2 separate regions of the Homo sapiens genome follow, and region 2 is linked to region 1. The links are chromatin contacts, found by Hi-C or POLR2A ChIA-PET in ENCODE. All regions are on one chromosome and are shown on one strand. The core of a region is the stretch at or near the end of the contact, and the rest is flanking DNA. Distances in the headings are between cores, read along the strand shown. Region 1 holds the start of TIMP2 (TIMP metallopeptidase inhibitor 2). Region 2 holds the start of ENGASE (endo-beta-N-acetylglucosaminidase).

Evidence for each region. Hi-C counts contacts between places; a loop is a spot of excess contacts on that map. ChIA-PET counts read pairs that join two places held with the same protein, here RNA polymerase II (POLR2A). Pooled maps may share reads with other maps.
Region 2: a loop to region 1 is called in a map with no recorded cell type, with 4 times the contacts of the local background. The contact joins the promoter of ENGASE here to the promoter of TIMP2 in region 1. A Hi-C loop is called at or near these places in 1 of 168 maps with a recorded cell type or tissue (chondrocyte), 1 of 37 single-sample maps with no recorded cell type and 4 of 50 pooled maps. POLR2A ChIA-PET finds 5 or more read pairs at or near these places in 1 of 52 experiments (GM12878).

The regions. Positions count from the first base shown.
Region 1 is chr17:78,923,801-78,929,222 of GRCh38, forward strand. TIMP2 (TIMP metallopeptidase inhibitor 2) reads right to left here and starts at 1,587. Exons shown (of 5, transcript NM_003255.5): 1 at 1,159-1,587. The coding sequence starts at 1,288.
Region 2 is chr17:79,071,069-79,076,978 of GRCh38, forward strand. ENGASE (endo-beta-N-acetylglucosaminidase) reads left to right here and starts at 3,756. Exons shown (of 14, transcript NM_001042573.3): 1 at 3,756-4,022. The coding sequence starts at 3,877. RefSeq lists a silencer at 3,618-4,157.

The sequences.
Region 1 (5,422 bases), core at 337-2,836:
TAACCGGGGTGGGGCAAGAAGCCGTGGGCGGGGTATGGGAAGGGCGTGGCTGACAGCAGGAGAAACAGAAAGTCCCACCTCCACTCTGGGCAGGTGAGGGGGCCCCCGCCTTGCTCCATCTGCCCTGGACAGGTCACTCGACTGAGACTCAGACATAAGAAGGAAGGAGGGCAGGGGGCTCCGAGACCACCTGCCGTGTAGCCAGACTTGCCCCAGGAAAACCATGCTGACCAGCACCAGGGCTGCAGAGGCTTGAGGTGCAGGACCAGGGTGGAAACTTCGAGCCAGCGGGTTCCTCCCATTTCTGCTGGTCCTCCCCCTCCATGGATCAGAACAAATAACTGGGCCCCTCCTGCCTCCCTCCATGGCGCCTGTCTTTTGGGGGCTAGGAGTCCGGAGGTCATGGGTATTTGCTGGGGAATCTGAGCAGCAGCACAGTCCCACGTGCCGGGTCCGGTCACCAAAGTCTCCAGCTTTTGTGGACGTCCCGAAAAAGCGGAACATTCGGGGGTCCCGGTCCCTGCCCAGCCAGTTTGCAGGGCCTCCTGGGCAGGGCGCAAGCAAGGAGCCACGCCAGGAGACGCCACCGGCTTTTTCACCTGCCCCTCTGGGCCTGTGGAACCTGCCTCGGGTAGGGCGGGCTTCCATCCCACCCTGGCTTGATCGGGGAGCCCCCAAATGGGGCTGGTGGGAGAAGCCCCAGCAGAGAAGCCCTTCCCCACCCAGCCCCAAGCCCAGAGAAGCCCAACTCCCACCTTATCTGCGAAAGTTTCTTCCTGGGGTCCCCAGTCCTCCAGCCCCCCGCCCCCACGCCGTGTCCCCCACGCTCCCCGCCCCCAGCGCTGGCATCCCAGGGCGCGCCGCCTGCCAAAAGCCAAACTGGCTCCCTTTCCTGGGGCTGGAGCTGCGGCGGAATTTCGGTGGAATTTTGAGGTTGAGACGCATCTCGGCAAAGAGAGGGAAAGAAAGGGAGAGGAGGGAGGGGGGAAAGAAAGTCGGCTCTGGGCGTCCACTTGCAGGATTCGAGAAGGCGCCGAGGGACCAGGAGGCGGGCGCTGGGGTCCCTCGGCCAGCGGCGGGCGGGCGGGGCGTCTGCGAACCCTCGGGGTCGCGGGGGAGGTGGGGCCCCGCGCGGGGGCTGGGGTCGCCGCTCCTTACCTACATCTGCATTGCAAAACGCCTGTTGCGGGTGCACCGGGGAGCAGCTGCAGGCGTCGGCCGGGCGAAGCAGCGTCGCCAGCAGCAGGAGGCCGAGCGCCAGCCGCAGGGTGCGGGCCGCGGCGCCCATGGCGGGCCGGGGGGCTGGGCGGGCGGGGGCCGCCGCTGGGGGGTCCGGGCGCTGCTCGCGGCGGCGGGCTGGGGGCGCGGGCGGGGGCTGAGCCGGGGCCGAGGCGGGCCCCTCCCGCGCGGCTCACCCTCCTCACCTGCCCCGCTCGGCCGCGCAAACTTTCTCTCCTCTTTGTCTCGGGGGCGCGAGGGGAGGGGCGCGGGGCGCAATTCGCCGGGCGGGGCGGCGGGGTGGGGGGCGGCGGGCGAGCGGCGCTGCGGTTCTCGGCGGCCGCGCTGCCTTCTACGGATGTGTTTGCTGCGGGCTTGGGCCGGGCCGCAGTTTTATTGCGCTCGGAGGATTTTCTGCTCCTCCTCCCGGTGGCTGGCGGCCAATGCAGGCTCTGGGCGCTCCCAGCAGCCCCCTCCTCCCCCTCCGCCCGCGCCTCCCCCCAGCCCGCGCTTTTGTTGTGCCCGGCCTGGCACGTCGGGGGCTTCCCGCACCACCTGGCGCCCGCGACCCGCACCCGCGCGGGGGTCCCCGGACGCCCCCAGCCCCCCGACCCCGGTCCCCGCTGCGTGGCCTTCTGCGCCCGGGGTCCCTGACTCAGCGCGGGGGACTCGCGCCCCGTTCTTCCAGGACACCAGGCGACCCACCCGCTACCCTTTCCCCTTCAGCTCGACTCTGGAGGGCTACGCTGCTCCGTCCCCCGCCACCCCGGGGTCCCTTCGAGCCCAGCCTCGGGGCGAGCCAAGGGGTGTCCTTTGGAGCAGGGGCCGTTCCCTGTCGCCACCTCCCCGTTTCTGTGGGCGGGTGGCCTATTGAGAAACTGACAGGATCCCTTTTTCAAATGGAGGCCTTAGAATTTTAAGTGCGCCTGGCCAGTTTAGTTGGGGGGTGGGGGGTGTGGTTACTGTGAACAAAACAGGATTTTATATAAACTGGCCATATTTTTGACCAGCCAACAAGAGACGGGGGTGGGCCCAGGCGCCCAGGAGCCAGTAGGATCGCAGCAGAGGCATTGGCTGGGTTCCGCTCACAGTTTCCTCTCTTAGTCCACAAATGTGGGAGCCGAAGGACTTTTCCCAAAACAGTTTTGTGTTCCAGGAAAGACCCAGGCATATGAAGGGATGAACATGTGTAGGGTGGTGAGGCGGGCTTCCTGGCTGTGAACCTGCCTGTGCCCGGCTGTGGGCACCCACCCTGTACATTTGGTGTGTGCCCCGTGGGGCTCCATGGACACTGCTGCACTCAGGTCAGCACTCCAGCCCTCAGGTCAGCATTCCAGAGTGTTTGCAGTCCAGCTAGGGAGAGGGAAGCCCAGGAAAATGACACAGGAAGAATCAGGGCGGGCACGGTGGCTTGCGCCTGTAATCCCAGCACTTTGGGAGGCCGAGACAGGAGGATCACTTGAGGCCAGGAGTTTGAGACCAGCCTGGCTAGCATTTAGTAGAGACAGTGAAACCCCGTCTCTACTAAAAATACAAAAAATTAGCCGGGCTTGGTGGTGGGCGCCTGTAGTCCCAGCTACTCGGGAGGCTGAGGCAGGAGAATGGCATGAACCCAGGAGGCGGAGCTTGCAGTGAGCCGAGATCATGCCACTGCACTCCAGCCTGGGGGACAGAGCGAGACTCCATCTCAAAAGAAAAAAAAAAAAAAAAAAAGCCCGGGTGCAGTGGCTCATGCCTGTAATCCCAGCACTTTGGGAGGCTGAGGTGGGCGAATCACGAGGTCAGGAGTTCGAGACCAGCCTGGCGGCTAACACGGTGAAACCCCGTCTCTATTAAAAACACAAGAAATTAGCCGGGCGTGGTGGCGCGCGCCTGTAGTCCCAGCTACTCAGGAGGCTGAGGCAGGAGAATCGCTTGAACCCGAGAGGCGGAGGTTGCAGTGAGCCGAGATTGCGCCACTGCACTCCAGCCTGGGCGACAGAGAAAGACTCTTGTTTTTTTTTGTTTTTTTTTTTTTTTTTTTTAAAAAGAATTGCCCACTAAATTGTGCGGTGCTGACTTGAGGTATGAAACTTTGGAAAATAGTGAAAGAATGGAAAAACAGCTTCTTTCTGTTTGTGTATGTTTTGTAACAGACAGTTCTGAGAAAAGTTAAATAAGCAATGCCGTTATTTTTAGCACCCTGACAAATCCAAAGTCACTTTTTTGGTTTTTGTTAGCGTGAAATAGAGTTGGGTCGTTCACAAAATGATGTTTGAAGCTAACGTTTAAAAGTACAGTTAATTCAGAAAATTGTTATGTGCTGGCTGCCTTCAGCCATTTCATCGTTTTCTTTCCTTCTTTTTGGTTACAGGGGGAACAAAATGCTGTTGAACTTGTGTTTCAATTTGTCAGTTCATGATAGAAACAGGTAGCATAGGGGCTCTCGGTCTTTTAGACAAGCTCTACATATAAGTGATCAGGTACATGTTAGGGTGATAAATACCTTAGAGCAGTTGTGGTGCTGACAGCCAAGGGGGTGGGGCCAATGTGGGATGTACCTGGGAGGAAAGGGGGGCCTGGGCTCCAGGGTTGGGGGGCGTGAGACTGGAACTTCCAACCCAAGGCCTCGCACCTGTATCCTGGACTGCCCTCCCCGAAGTCATCCCCACCAGCACACAAACAGGCTGGAATTGCTCCCAGGAAAAGTGAAGCAGAAATCTTGCCAGGTGCAGTGGCTCACGCTTGTAATCCCAACACTTTGGGAAACTAAGGTGGGAGGATCACTTGAGGCCAGGAGTTTGAGACCAGCCTGAGGAACATACTGAGACCCCATCTCTACAAAAAAAAAATTAGCTGGGCGTGATGGCTCACACTTGTAGTCCCAGCTACAGGGAAGCTGCGGTGGGAGGATCGCTTGAGCCTGGGGAAGTTGAGTCTGCAGTGAGCCGAGATCACACCACTGCACTCCAGCCTTGGTGACAGAGTGAGACCCTGTCTCAAAAAAAAAAAAAAAAATCTCTCCCCTCAATTCCCCCACCAGAGAGTACTCTACTTTTCTGTTCCCTCTACCATTATCTCCTCCAAACAGGTCTCTAAACCAGAAGTTTCCAGCTTTCTTTTCCTCCCTTTTCTCTTGGTTCTCTCTCTCTCCCTCCTCCCTCCATCCATCAACAAATACTCATTTGAGTATCTGCTGTAGCCTGGACACCGTCCTAAGAGTGAGACATTCAGCGTCTACAGAACAGAGGAACATCCCTGGAACAGCAGGTGGAAACACGCAAGGCCCCAAGGTTGGACGATGCTGGACCTGGTGGAGCCCATGGTGTGGCGAGGAGTGAGAGGAAGGAGGGCTGAGGCAGGAGGCCAGGAGCAGGGGCTGGGAGGGGACACGGCGGAGGGCAGCCAGGCTACCGGGAGGATGTGCATTTTGTTCTGAGTGAGGTGGGAGCCTTTGGAGGGTTCTGAGCAGAGGGGCAGGATCGGACGCATCCCCTGGAAGGATGGGACTCTGGTGGGTGGCCTGGGTGGGGGCAGGGAGCCCAGTGAAAGGGCAGGTGCTGGAGATGCAGAGACTCCAGAGTCACAAAACCCCTTTCTGGTGCAGTGCCGTGAATGGCTGACCTGCGGCTGCAAAGTCAGATGAAGAGGGGACTGAGGTCTGAGGGCCCAAATGACTCTCCCAAGGGCACAGCAGGGAGGGGAGAGGACAGTCCCAGCAGCCAGGCCTCCCTCGCAGCCCACAGCCCCCAGCTTGCTGACCCAGTCATCTCCCTGCTGCTTGGGGCCCTCAGGGTCTTGGCTCCTGAGCCAGCTTCTGTCTCATTAACCACCCTCCACCTTCTCTTCCAGTTAGGGTCCTCACACTTCAAAATCAAGGAAACTGAGGCCTCAGACCAGGAACCTACTGAAGACAGGGAGTAGACTGGAATCTGGCTCATGGCAGCACAAACCCACTTTTTCTTTCTTTTTTCTTTTTTTTCTTTGTTTGAGAGCCGGGGTCTCACTCTGTCACCCAGCCTGGAGTGCAGTGGCTTGATCTCAGCTCACTGCAACCTCTGCCTCCCGGGCTCCAGTGATCCTCCCACCTCAGCCTCCTTTGTAGCTGGGACCACAGGTATGCGCCACCACACCTGGCTATTTTTTGTATTTTTTGTAGAGACACAGCTTCTGCAAGCTGCTCCTTCTCCTTGTCCTTCTCTGTGCTTTGTGGCCAAGAGGGCTT
Region 2 (5,910 bases), core at 2,506-5,005, 150 kb after region 1:
GTGCAGTGGCATGATCGTGGCTCACTGCAACCTCTGCCTCTCAGGTTCAAGCGATTCCCCTGCCTCAGTCTCCCAAGTAGCTGGGACTACAGGTGCATGCCACCATGCCCGGCTAATTTTTTGTATTTCAGTAGAGACTGGGTTTCACCATGTTTGGCCAGAATGGTCTCGATCTCCTGACCTCAAGTGATCTGCCCACCTCTACCTCCCAAAGTGCTAGGATTACAGGCATGAGCCACCGTGCCTGGCCCAGGCTAATTTTTCATATTTTTTTGGAGAGATGGGGTTTCTCCATGTTGCCCAGGCTGGTTTCCAAGCCTGCTCAAGCAATCAGTCCTCCTGCCTTGGCCTCCCAAAGTGATGAGATTACAGGCGTGAGCCACTGCGTCCAGCCTTGAAAGTTTTACATTGTGCTTTTTGTTTTTCCTCCAGCTGGTCTGAGACATGTATCTGAATGAAGGGACAGTGAGATTTATTGCAGAAGGAATGCAGTGACAACGAACAAGGTAAGAAGATTTTGAATGACAAAAAAAGATACCAGCCTTGCAAGCAGGCTGCTGTTTTGAGAGGTTTGTCTAAATTCCAGGATTTATCCCACTCATCTTAGTTAGATTTAGCTACTGTAAAAACACCAACAGAGTATTGGCTTAAATAAGACAGAAGGGTATTTCTGTCATTTAAGAGTCTGGGCTGGCCGGGAGCAGTGGCTCATGCCTGCAATTCCAGCATTTTGGGAGGCTGAGGTGGGCAGATCAGCCTGATGACAGAGCAAGACTCCATCTCAAAGAAAAAAAAAAAAAATTAGCCTGGCGTGGTGGTGGGCGCCTGTACTCCCAGCTATTCAGGAGACTGAGGTGGGAGTTCGAGACTAGCCTGGCCAACATGGTGAAACCCTGTCTCCACCGAAAATACAAAAAATTACCAGGCGTGATGGTGGGCGCCTGTAATCCCAGCTACTTGGGAGGCTGAGGCAGGAGAATCGCTTGAACCCGGGAGCTGGAGGTTGCAGTTAGTGTGCGGAGATCACGCCACTGAGCTCCAGCCTGGATGAGAGTGAGACTCTGTCTCAAAAAAAAAAAAAGTCCAGACATAAGCAGTCCAGGGCAACACTAGTCTTGCTGTTGGGGACCTAGGCCCCTCCCAGCCCTTCCACAAGTGGCTTTCATCTCATGGTCTCAGATGGTTGCTGCAGTTCCTGCCATCACATCCTTGCACCCAGCTGGCGACCAAGAGAAGCCAGGAAGGAAAGGTGGAGGGCAATGCCCCCTTTGTTTTGCAGGCACAACCAGAATTGCACTTCTCACTTTGTTTCTTGTTTCATAAACCACAGCTTACTTGTAAGTAAGTACACGTGGAAGGTCTAAGTTCTGCCTCTGGGGAATGCTGTCTTCATCTGGGCTACCATGTAGTCAGCAAAAACGTGGGGCTTCCGTTCCTAAAGGACAGGCTCGGAAGGAATATTGGGGACAATTAGTTCCTGCCACACTCTTCAGCATATCAGCAACCAAGCCCGGGGACCAGGTGGTGTCCACTCACCTGATTCTCATTTCCGGCTCCCCCGGAGGCCATGAAGGAGGAGGCAGAGGAAGGCAGAGCAAGCAGGTGTGACTCTAGGTCCCCACTCCGGGCGCTCTGGGCATGGCGAGGGGGGGTGCAGAGGCAAGTGCATGCACTGCGTCACGACCTGCAACAGGAAGCTGATGGGACAGCATGGTCAGGCAGGGAGACCCGAGGCTCAGCTGTCCCAAACCAACCAGTACTGGTGTGGGCAGAGCCCAGGACAGCCAAGAGCCTGCAGGGAGGTGTCAGAGGGGCCCCTGTAACAGGGCAGGGTGGCTCTGCCGAGGCTGTAGTTCAGATTCACAGGTAGGGATGCCAGATTTAGCAAATGCATAGACAGCATCCTAGTTCAGTTTGAATTTTAGATAAATATGCAATAACTTTTTAATATAAGCTTGTCCTATGTCCCAGGCATCATTTATTTGGAATTCAAATTTAACTGATTGCTCTGTATGTTATCTGAAAACACCAGAAGGTTAGGGTTTTAGAGGGCCCACTCAGGCCTCAAACGGATCCAGAGCCCCAGTATGAGCCAATGTGAGCTCAAGGCAGACAGGGCCCCTCCAGGCTTGGCCTGACATCCAGAGAGACCACGAGCCACAGGGGCTAACAAGAGGCCACAAGGCCTAAGTCCTTTCTGTCCTCAGGGGCGTGCAAGGCTGCCTTCACTTTCTTGCTCTTCTAGACCAGGTGCCTACTCTTTGGAAAGGAGAGAAGAAAAGGGAGGTTTGGGCATATTTTCTCCCAGAGACTGAGCATTACCCAAAGGCTGTTCAAAGTATCCCTTAGAACTGTGTTCTAACCTGGGTAGGATGAAAGTTTATCTATTTTTATTGCTAAGCTGCAGGTGAGGGCTTGGGAACACCTGGTTACATGCACCCCAGATCAAGACTGTCCACGTCCGGTGCACCCCTGAACACAGCAGGAGGGAACTTGGGGATCCACTGCCCTCGCTCACTGTAAGCTTCCCAGGACTGAAGCCCCAAAGAGGAGCCCTCTGCCTTCTCTGTCCTCCCCATGGGTCAGCGTGTCCTGCTTCTGAGTGGCCCGTCCTTCCTGCCTAACTGGCTGGCCTGCACCATGGCCCATATTCAACAACCTTAGTCATAGTTCCCACCATTGGCGTTTATGGAAGCTTGGAGCCTCATAAAGTTCAAAGTCTGCAACAATAATAAAGGCCCAGTCAACTTGGCTTGGGCGGCAGCTGCAGCCCAGCACTGGAAGCTCCTAGCTGTGGAGGGGCGTTGGGGCCTGGAGGGAGGAGAGCCTTGGTTTGCCCTGTGGGGCCCAGCCTTGAGTTCTGGCTTCTCAGGGCTCTGTTCTATCATGTTTCCTGTGAACTCCTTTTGTGCCTAAGACGCTGGGCAGTGCCACTCTTGCAGAGGTGCCACTCCAGGCCCTGCACGCTTAGGGGTAGAGCAACTACTACTGTTGGGCACAGGCGTGGGGCTGTAGAAAGAAATCCGTGTTTCACTGGAAAACTATGCATCCTACATAGGACACCAGCTTCCACATGGCCCGATACTAACCTACTAACCTTTCATCTTTTTTTTTTTTTTTTTGAGACGGAGTCTCCCTCTGTCGCCCAGGCTGGAGTGCAATGGCACCGTCTCGGCTCATTGCAGCCTCTGCCTCCCGGGTTCCAGCGATTCTCCAGTCTCAGCCTCTCAGGTAGCTGGGATTACAGGCATGCACCACCACGCCCGGCTAATTTTTGTATTTTAAGTAGAGACGGGGTTTCACCATGTTGGCCAGGGTAGTCTCGAACTCCTGACTTCAGGTGATCCGCCCGCCTCGGCCTCCCAAAGTGCTGGAATCGCAGACGTGAGTCACCGCGCCCGGTCTGAAAATTATCTTTTAATAGGGGTTAGCTGCATGAGTTAAAATCTCATTGCCACCATTTGCTGACTTTGTGCCCTCTGGGAGATTGCTTAATCTCTCTGGGATAAACCTCGGTTTGCTTGACAAAGGAAGCTGGTGAGGCTAAAGAGAGAACTCTAAGATTGGGGCGTTCCGAAGCCTTCTAGAGCCTTCTAGCACCCTGGACTCATAGCCAATGATGGGCAACAACAAGAACGACGACGAACCCTGGGCTCGGAACTCGCCCAGGCCCCGCCCCTCACAGCCCCGCCCCGTCCTCGGCCCCGCCCCCGGCCTGTCGCCTCAACAAAGTCCCCGCCGCGCGGCCGCTGGCCGGGAGTCAGCTCGGAGTCCCGTCCCAGCGCGGCGTCAGCGCTGCGCACTTCCCATTGGCCGAGCGCGGCGCGGGGGCGGGCCCGGGCCTGCGATTGCCTCTCGGCGTGCGCGGACAGTGTCATGGAGGCCGCGGCGGTGACGGTCACCCGGTCGGCTACACGGCGGCGGCGGCGGCAGCTGCAGGGGCTGGCGGCCCCGGAGGCGGGGACGCAGGAGGAGCAGGAGGATCAGGAGCCGCGGCCGCGGCGGCGGCGGCCGGGAAGGAGGTGGGGCTGCGGGGCCCGCGTGAACCCCGATCCGCGGGGCTGAGAGTCCGTGGCCCCGGGGCCCGAGGTTTCCCGGCACGGGCGCGCCGAGGGGCGGGGGGCCGGCGCCTGTGTCCGCTCCGTGCACAGTAAGGGACAGAGGGTGGCAGCGCCCCTCCGCCCCGGTCCGCCCCGCCGTCCTCGCGCCACTGCCGGGCAGCGGCCTCCGGCCCCCGTGCGTGACCCCTGCCTATCTCAGAAATACGGGTGCAAACCCGAGTGGCCGCGGGGCCCAGCGGGAATCCCGACGCCCCGGCCAGACCCCTGCTTCCCACGTCGCTGGTCTATGCGGAAGATCCCGGCGGCGGTGCTCATGCCTGGCTCAGTGGATGCCGGCTGGTGGAAGGGGTGGCCTTCTGTAGGGGTGACACTAGAACTGAGTCTTTGGGGAGGAGGAAGCCTTCAGTAGGTGGAGAATAGGGAGTAGGGTATCCAACTGGCGGGGAACAGAAAGGGCCAAAGCACAGAGACAGAAAGGGACGAACATGCCCCTCTGGGCTGGGCTTCCTTCCTTTGGGGGGCACTTGCCCACCCGGTAAACTCCCCCTCAGTAGGTTGCAGGGGGAGAAGTTAGGAGCACAGACATGGCTTCCGGAAACAGCAGCCGTAGCTTTGTTTCTAAACCCAAAGCAGTGAGACTGCTGAGCATTTCAGACCTCATGAAGATGGGATGAAGGCTGGCTGCTGGGAAAGATATTTTTGGACAGGAGGAATGTGGAGATGGCTCTTTCCCTCCTAGTGGAGGAATGACAGGTGACAAAGGTGACCTGGTGTGGGATTGTTCTGAGAAGGTCTGGGAGGGGGTGGCTGAAGTATAATAAGGACATCAACGAGGAAGGGGGCTTTGGAAAAGGAAGGTGGAGAGGAACAACTGCGGCATCTCTGCTTGAATCCGTCCCCGACCCCTGCAGTTCTCAGGGTCTCCCAATGTCATTCTGGAGGCCCTGGGTCAGTGTTTGGTGATGGCAGATGCTACAGAGGACTCTTTGCAACAGGCCTCTGAATGGCAGTGGAGTGATGGCAGATGACAACTCAGTGAACAAAGAAGTGGCCTTGGGCGTTGGTAGATTTAGGGAATCTCAACGTTGGTGCCATGGCCTCTAAATAGCCACTGCGGTGTCTTCTTACTGCTCCTAAAATAATAATGATTTTTTAGGCCAGGCATGGTGGCTTATGCCTGTAATCTCAGCACTTGGGAGGCTGAGGCGTGTGATCACCTGAGTTCGGGAGTTTGAGACCAGCCTGGCCAACATGGTGAAACTCAGTCTCTACTAAAAGTACAAAATTAGTCAGGCGTGGTGGCAGATGCCTGTAATCCCAGCTACTTGGGAGGCTGAGGCAGGAGACTCACTTGAACCCAGGAACTGGAGGTTGCAGTGAGCTGAGATTTCACCACCTTACTCCAGCCTGGGCGACAGAGCGAGACTCTGTCTCAATTAATCAATCAATTTTTAAAAGAAAGTGGTTTGAGATGTATTTAGGAGCTTTCCATGTTAATGTACCGAAGGAACGAAGGAACTCTTTCTCCCTGTAACATACATCCATGAACAGCGCGGAAGGCACTTAGGGAAGTGTGGCCTATAGAGGAAGCCTGGTCTCTGCTCTCTTAGGACCTGAAACTTTCTGGTGCTTTGGGTATTTGGATATTGCCCCTTGGCCATAGAAAATCCTGGGGACCCTGTGAAGTATTTATGTCTGGTCTTTGTGGTATTGGGGTGGCTGCTTTAGAGGGTAAGGTTTATTCTATTTATTTATTTTTTTGAGATGGAGTCTCGTTCTGTTGCCCAAGTTGGAGTGTAGTGGCACAGTCCCGGCTCACTGCAACCTTCGCCTCCCAGGTTCAAGTGAT